Linked DNA regions of Homo sapiens: region 2 is linked to region 1. A link is a contact called in ENCODE Hi-C or POLR2A ChIA-PET data. All regions are on one chromosome and are shown on one strand. Each heading gives the region's core, a stretch centred on a gene start or an enhancer-like site at or near the end of the contact. The rest is flanking DNA. Distances are from core to core; before and after follow the strand shown.

Region 1 (4,095 bases), core at 746-3,245:
GTGGCACTAACATTGCTATAATGGAAATGTGCCCCCTACTTTGCCAAAAACCGTGCACATCTGGCATTCCTCGATTGACCCTGTCCTAGGCGGGGACAGCCCTCAGACAGCCGCCTTCTGCCTAGGTTTCACAGCCCCAAACTGCACGTGAACCAGTAGCTACTTGCTGGAGCAGGCCGGAAAGGCAGCGTCGTAACTGGCATTAAGCCACAACTGAGGAATGCTTTTCACGGTACAAATGCACCCAACTCCTAGCCTAGAAAGTGCTCCCTTCCTATCTTGCTTAGAAATGTCAGCCCCGGGGTGGGGCAGGGGAGAAATGCTTCTCAATTCTCTCTGCTGTCAGGCCAATGATGACGCGCCAGGCTCCCAGGTGGAGCTGTGCACTCCGGGGAGACCTATCCTTTAATGGGTGACAACCAGGCTCTGCACTGCTGGCAAGAGGCTGCTTGGGACATTTTACGCTGAGGCAGAATGAATGTCCTGGTTTTCAAAAGGTGGCAGTGGCTCTCTCCAAAAGGTGAAGTTACTGAAGGTATCCGAACAGGGAAAGTCTGAAGAATGGCTTCTTTTCAGCAACGGGAAAACGTGGTCGACTACTTCACAGAGTCTCACATACCTGGAAGGAAAGGGACATTGTCACTGGCACTGAGCGATACCAGCTATGCACCCAGGGCTGCACGTAGAAGTCAAGAGAGATCTACAACCTCAAGGAGCAGACCGCCTACTTATCGACACGACTCAAGTCATTCTAGAATAATTTGTTATCGATTAATTGAAAATGAGAGATGAAAATGAAGAGTATGCAAACAAGGCATCAGAGAAGGCTCTGGGGAAGAGGTGGGTGGGACCTGACTTCACTTGAAGGACAGGTAAAGGAGATACAGCCAAGCAAAAGACGGCAGGAGGAAGTCACCATGGCCATGGGATAGCGCCTGCTGCAGGGGTCACATATGGGACATCGGGGGAAGAATCACAGACAAGGCACATCTTTGGAGCACCTGACAGAGATTGCTTCATTGCATAGTGAAAAGGAGCTGGGTCCTGGGGTTAAAGAGACATTAATTTGATGTTCAGCTCTGCCATTTACTAGCTGCGTGATCGTGGGCAAATGGCGTAACCTCTCTAAGCCAATTTCCTCCACTGTAAAGGGAGGAAAATAAAAACTATGCCACAGTTTTAAGGATAATTTAAATAAAATAACATATGCAACATTAAAATAATGTATACTGGGTGCTCAAATGTATCTAAATGACAAATTATCAACACGTCTTAGAGAAAAAAGCCCTGGTTGGCATGACGGTCAAGAGACCCGGGCTCTCCTGCTTGCTGTAACCTTGGACAATTGTCTTGCCCTCTTGGAGCCCTTCGTCTTTATAGTCTGTGGAGCTGAATTAGAGCAGGGCTTCCCAATGCTTCCTACAACGTTCTCTTGCTCTCTTTTATTTGCATGCCCAAAAATATGTTGCATGTTAGTTTCTGTGGCTTATACTATGAAAAGAAAGTTGCTATTGCTATATTGAATATGCATGTTCAGACCTCCAGGCACCTCCAAACTGAGATTCTGGCACACCCAGCCCACTGCCAGCCATCCCCAGATTCCTCCTTGACAGTCACTGATCACTGTCTAGTTCCAAATTGCTAAGAACCTAAAGGAACTTCCAAAATCCAGACTCCAGAAGTGTGCATGTTCTGAGGTATAAAATAATGTACTAAATGAAGCCGAGTGTGTATATTTAATAAAGGACCTCCAAAGGACTTATGAGAAACAGTGTGCTTGCACAAAATGGGAAAGTGACGTCTCCTAATACAAAACCAAGAGTTATGTCTTTCCTTGGGATTCAAACAAACAGACAGATTTTTAAAATACCTCCCGGCTTTAAGGCTTATTTGTCTGAGGTTTGTGGCTGCGGCAGCAGGGCCCCTCCCTGCAGGCTTGACTACAAGGCCGCGGTGCACTGGAACCAAACCCACTCTCACACTCCCTGAGCGGCCAGGCCGAGTTCCATCTGCGCGCCTCCCCCAGACCGACCTCCACACACAGTGCTCCTCCCAAGCAGGCAGAGCTTACGCACAGACACTCGCAAACGAAAGGGAAAAAGAACTGAGCTGCTCCCGCTGTGTGGCCCCAGCCTCTGAAGACATTTCAGATGACTGTCCCAGTTCTGAATGACAAGCATCTACTTGGCTCAGAAATAGCTATACCAAGTTCAGCGCCAGAGAAATGTGAGCTTCCTGGGGGAGGAGATTTACTCTCTCACAGGAACAACCCCGCCTCCAGTCCAGGTGTAAAATGTCAACATCCCCTGGCAATGAGTAAAGTCTGCAGAGCTCCACCCTAGGCCAAGCCATGGGCGAGGTGTGCATTTTAACCCTAGAGCCTCAGTCAATGCAATGACCGCAGAGGCCACCTAGCCAAACCCTCTCAGATGCTGGAGTCCCTCTTTCCATGCGTGCATGGCAAGACCTGCCACTTTCCCATTCCTGGACAGCGTCTCATTGGTTCAAAGTTCTTTTTGATCCTGATATGGTTTGGCTGTGTCCCCACCCAAATCTCATCTTGAATTCCCACGTGTTGTGGGAGGGACTCAGTGGAAGTTAACTGAATCATGGAGGCAGGTCTTTCCCATGCTGTCCCTGTGATAAAGTCGCATGAGATCTGATGGTTTTATAAGGGGGAGTTTCCCTGCACGAGCTCTCTTTCTGCCTGCTGCCATCCATGTAAGACATGACTTGATCCTCCTTGCCTCCTTTGACCATGATTGTGAGGTCTCCCCTTTTTTTTTTAATTTTTTTTTTTTTAGATGGAGTCTCACTCTGTCACCCAGGCTGGAGGGCAGTGGCATGATCTTGGCTCACTGCAACCTCCGTCTCCTGGGTTCAAGTGATTCTTCTGCCTTAGCCTTCCAAGTAGTTGGATTACAGGTGCAAGCTGCCATGCCTGGCTAATTTTTTTTTTTTTTTTTTTTTTTTGGCATTTCTAGTAGAGACAGGGTTTCACCATGTTGGTCAGGCTGGTCTTGAACTCCTGACCTCAGGTGATCCACCCACCTCGGCCTCCCAAAGTGCTGGGATTATAGGCATGAGCCATCGTGCCCAGCCTAAATCCTTTCTCCTGTATAAATTACCCAGCCTTGGGTCCATGTCTTTATTAACAGCATGAAAACAGACTATAACACAGATCCTAAATAGAAACCCAGTAGGTCCTCTCCAGCCTGGGGAATGAGAGGGGAGTGGGAACGAGACATTGTCACAGTCAGCCACTTAGAACAGTGGAGGTGGCAGAAACCGCAAGGAAGGGTTAAGAAAGGAATCAAGTTCCTGCTGTTTTTCTGCCAATCAGGAAGCAGCCTGGCACTGCCTCGCCTTCTGCAGGAGGGAACAGGGCCTTGGCTCCAGCCTCCCCTCTCTCTGCACAAACCTTGAGGACTGCTTGGGTACTGGCATGACTGCAGGGTGAGAGGAGTCTTGTGGGGCAGCCCCAGGACTCCTGTTAGCCTAGAACTGCCCTATTGACACTCAGTTAGAATCCAACTAGTTTAAGGACCATCTTGAAAGTAAAAATCTGCCCTAGAGAGAACTTATCTCTCTATCTAAAACCACAGAAGCTACATGGAGAAAACCAATCCTTAGGAATCTCCTAGAACCAAACTCCCCCAGTCTAACTCCTCCAGATAAAGAGGAACCCCTCGGGCTATCTGGGGCCACTAAGGCCAGAGGCTCTTTTGTTTTTTGAGACAGAGTCTAGCTCTGTCGCCCAGGCTGGAGTGCAATGGCACGATCTGGGCTCACAGCAACCTCTGCCTCCCGAGTTCAAGTGATTCTCCTGTCTCAGCCTCCTGAGTAGCTGGGATTACAGGCATGCACCACCACACCTGGCTAATTTTTCTATTTTTAGGAGAGACGGGGTTTCTCCATGTTGGTCAGGCTGGTCTCGAACTCCTGACCTCAGGTGATCCACCCACCTCAGCCTCCCAAAGTGCTGGGATTACAGGCATGAGCCACCGTGCCTGGCCTGCCAGAGGCTCTTTTCCAGGTCTGCACAGACCAGACCAGAAGAGGTGTAGTCTCTGAAATGGACAAGGCAGGAAGACA
Region 2 (3,949 bases), core at 1,233-3,732, 500 kb before region 1:
TTTCTGGGGTGAGGTTTTATTGGCCATGTTGAAGCAAAGCTAGCCCCACCTGACCTGGATAAAAGAGGCGGGGGAGTGGGGAGAGGCAGCTGTTTCCAGTGAGTGGGCTCCAGTTTGCCTGGTTACCCCTGTGTTGGTGAAACTTTGCCCCAGTGGCTGGACTCCACAAGCTACTTTGTGCAGAGCAGCCTCTGTATGATGCCACACTTCTATGCCAAGAAACTCCATTAGGAAACACTTAGCCTTGGCATTTTCCATTTGTCCCCTGTTCCATTAACAGCATCCTCTTGACTTTGGAAGGCAGACCACTCTGCTCCTCAGTCCACTCCAAAGTGCTTAATAAACTTTGTTTCAGGATGATGGATGCTGTAATGGAAAAAAAAAGGAGCAGGGGCTTTGCACCCACACTGACTTGCTACCAAACCCTGCCTCTCTCATTTGGGAGTTGAGAGAACTTCGGAAAACTTTTCTGAGCCTTCATCCACTCATATGCAAAATAGGGATGAAAGAAACTTTTACACAGTTGACATATGGGTGAATTAAGAACATAGCATGGTGTCTAGCACATTGTAGCTGTCTAATATTCCCTTTTTCACTGATCTTTCGAATGTATACATTTGAACATAATTTGTTTTAATTTTTAACTTAATGTTGAGCATTTGCTGACAATGGATAGATTATAGTATATTGGAGCTGAAATGTTCTTTGAGTTTCATGGTCTAATCCATTTCACTTTACAGGGAAAGCCATCTGCCCATGATTTGCACAGCAAGTTGTGTTCAGCTGGAACGAGACCCCAGTCTCCCTGACTCCTGCACTTTCTAGAGGACCTTGTGCCTGATAGGGCAAACAGCCACCAAATTTTGCTTAGTTCAGGATTACCATGTGGGTTTCATTCCTTCCCAGACAATTTCCAGCTCACCCATTGGAATCTCAACCCCAATCTGCCTCATTCCTCAGCATTCCCATCATAATATAGGCCATTGAGTTACCTCAACTTTTCCCTGCATAAACACATCTCTCAAGTTTGTTTGCACAGTCCCAGGCACCTAGGTACCTCCTGGGTGAGTGCTCCCGAACAGCAGAGCCATTCTTCCCTTTCTTCAGAGGCCTTCATTTTATAGAAAATTGGGCTTGATGGCTTTGATTGAATGCAGTAGAAAAGAGCACATCACACAATGCATGAAGAAGGTACATTGGGTTAAACACCAGGTACTTGAACTAGGAGAAAGAAAGCTGTCTTTCCATATTTTAATATTTACCTACAGCTGAAAACAGTGGTATGGCATCTAACAAGCTTGAGATCTGGTTCTAGCCTTTCTCGGCATTCCCTCTGCTGTCCTCCCATCCACTTTCCTACAAATGGGAGAGAGCTTCATTCGGGAAAACAACATGTCCTTGCACATGACTTTCTCTTTGCCTGGAAGGGTCATCCCTGTGTTTTCTATCTGAAAAACTTCATTCTTCTATCAAAACCTACTTAGAATCCCATCTCTTCAATAGAGTCTTCTGATTTTCTACCACTGTCCTCTGTGCTAACTCCATACTTTGTGGTTATCTTTAAATATCGTCTTTGTCTCCCGAAAGGATAAGTTTGGCTCTTTGTACTGGGCTGTTATTTCCTAAAGTTGCTGTGGGTAATAGCCATGTGAGAAAAATGTGTGTGTGTGTTTAGGGGAGAGTATTACTCATTAAAAATTTGAGAAAGCTGTTAAGCTAGTTGCTTTTCTGAAAGACAGAGCTTTTCAGTGTGGAGATACATTGAATCTTCATGGAGATTACATTGTGTATATCCATGAAGAATGAGAGGGAATTCAACGTTTTCTAAAACTTTTGCACATGGCATAGTTTTGATGGTTCATCCCCAAGGATGAATGTTCTGTAACATATTCAGAGGAATTTTGCACTGTTTCATAAGTCCTCTGAGGGAAAATAGTGAGTCCAATATATTTCTATCTTCCCAGGACCTAGCATTGAGCCTGATGCTGAATAAATAACTCAGTCAATGTATATGTATTGAGTGGAATAAACAGAATCACATTAGATTACTCACTCTCCAACCCAAGGCTGAGCAGAGAATCTGGAAGTGGGTAGCAGAGCAAGGCGAGCTCTTCCCTCTTTCCAAGAATTGACTAATTCTCATCAGGAACAGGCAAGATGCTCAAGCGGCCACTCTCTGCTGCAGCCCCCACACTTCTGACTCACAGCAAGCTCCCAGTGCCTCCCTCAGGAGAAAAAAATGTGAAATGTTTTGGCTGGAACTCAATGGCCAAGAATCTCACCACCTGCCATACTTTTTTAGGGAGTGCTATTAATTTGACAATAGTCCTTGTTTTTTTGTTCTCGCACAGACTGTCTGGGTTGCGGAGAAGCTGGCCTGGCAGAAGGAAGTGGGGCTTTTGCAAATAGTTTCCAGCATGGATCCTGTTCTCAGCCTGGCAGCTCCCACACACTGTCTCTCAAAGTAACCCGAAGCAGATATGCTAAGAGACTCCAGCGTTTTCAAATTGTTCTCTTGGCTCACAGGATGAGCTGGAAGCCCTTGAACATATCACCAGGGTTGAGATTGGCAGACATCCCCTCAGAAGATGCTGAGTTCTCTGTTTCACTTGGCCGGGTCACTAGGGGTACTGGCTGAAGTGGAAGCTGCTAGGCAAAAACAGTCCAATGGCCCTGGGTTTTGGCAAAGTCTCTAGAAGGATTTCTTAAATGTTCTGGTTTTAGCAGAGGCCAAATTATCTTTCTGAAGTATGTGCTCCCTTAATATCAAAACTTTCACATTTCATGGGAAATTCAAACCATATGTTTCCGTGCTATTTACCTTTAATGTACTCAAATGCCATCTTGTAAGAGAAGTTTGATTTCAGGAAAAAAATTGAGTCATCAATAAGCCCCCTTTCCTTGAGTCACGAATCAGTATTTTTCTTTTTTCTTTTTTTTTTTTTTTTTTGCAAATTCCCCCAAATCTCCCATGCAAAGAACTCAGGTTGGATCCTAAGTCCTTGGACCAGACATTTCCAGAAGGAACATTTTAAATTCAATTATGTTCTAAACTCTTCATGCTTTCTTTCATCCATATTTACAACCATAAATTGTAGCCACACAGTTACTAGAAGCAAAGAAGCCAAATAGATGTTGAAATGATGACGCTGGCGCTGGAGCGATGTGATTGTAGTCAATGTTTTGTTTTGTTTATTCTTGACTGATAAAGATCATTTCACAGTTTATTTTTAGTCTTGTTCATAGAAATGGCATTGTTCCTTGAGTACAAACGAATTAAATTTGTATTTAGAATTGTCATTTCATTTAAGTGGTACAGAGACTTATGATTTCATGCATTTGGGTAATAAACCAATTTTACCATGGCCCTGCCAGGTGCCAGTCACAGGGGAAGTCACATACATGAGATGTGACCACTGGTGGGAAAACACAAGGTCAAATGGGGAACTGAGTTTCTAATACACAGTCAGAAATGCGCGACCAGTGATTGGGAAAAAGATCAGATGCAGATCCAGATTGATTTACGGAGAGCATGCATGTTTACTGATTGTATAACAATCCAGTGGCTTCTTAAAAGTAAAAACCAGCAGAGATAAGCAGGCCTATCACAAGCTCAGAAAAGACATGTGCAGTGTAGTCACAGCCTTTTAATCAGATGTATAAAGAAACAGCCAAGGTTATGAGCTCTAGAATCAATGCACCTGCATTTGAATCCTAAGTGCAAAATGACAGAATAAGTCAAGAGAAAGGCAGGCCTAGACCCCGGGTTTCCTGACTCTGAAGCCAGTGTTCTTTGACAGTAATAAGCAACATACACCACAATTCCCTCCACCTACTTCATCTCCAGATCTGGACAGTGACCGTTGTACTACATAGTGCTGACTTACTAAGTAAAGTCACCAGTGAAGTTCCTTAGAAACAACAAAGCTTTGAGACATATATTTTTCTA

Evidence for each region. A loop is a pair of places that touch in the nucleus more often than their neighbours do. ChIA-PET counts read pairs that join two places held with the same protein, here RNA polymerase II (POLR2A). Pooled maps may share reads with other maps.
Region 2: a map of cardiac septum shows a loop between it and region 1 (2.8-fold over the local background). The contact joins two enhancer-like sites. A Hi-C loop is called at or near these places in 13 of 168 maps with a recorded cell type or tissue (A673, B cell, CD8-positive, alpha-beta T cell and 10 more), 14 of 37 single-sample maps with no recorded cell type and 12 of 50 pooled maps. POLR2A ChIA-PET finds 5 or more read pairs at or near these places in 2 of 52 experiments (PC-3 and activated CD4-positive, alpha-beta memory T cell).

Annotation. Positions count from the first base shown.
Region 1 is chr2:11,821,156-11,825,250 of GRCh38, reverse strand. It overlaps LPIN1 (lipin 1), which reads right to left. Exons shown (of 21, transcript NM_001349206.2): 21 at 1-619. The coding sequence ends at 460. Among named protein-coding and RNA genes, the nearest start is that of MIR4262, 14 kb to the left of the region's middle. Within about 2 kb of position 1,995, at least 7 of the 41 ENCODE cell types and tissues checked have a DNase peak (open chromatin) inside an H3K27ac peak, as active enhancers do.
Region 2 is chr2:12,319,739-12,323,687 of GRCh38, reverse strand. The region is part of intron 4 of MIR3681HG (MIR3681 host gene); the gene reads right to left. Among named protein-coding and RNA genes, the nearest start is that of MIR3681, 120 kb to the right of the region's middle. Within about 2 kb of position 2,482, at least 10 of the 41 ENCODE cell types and tissues checked have a DNase peak (open chromatin) inside an H3K27ac peak, as active enhancers do.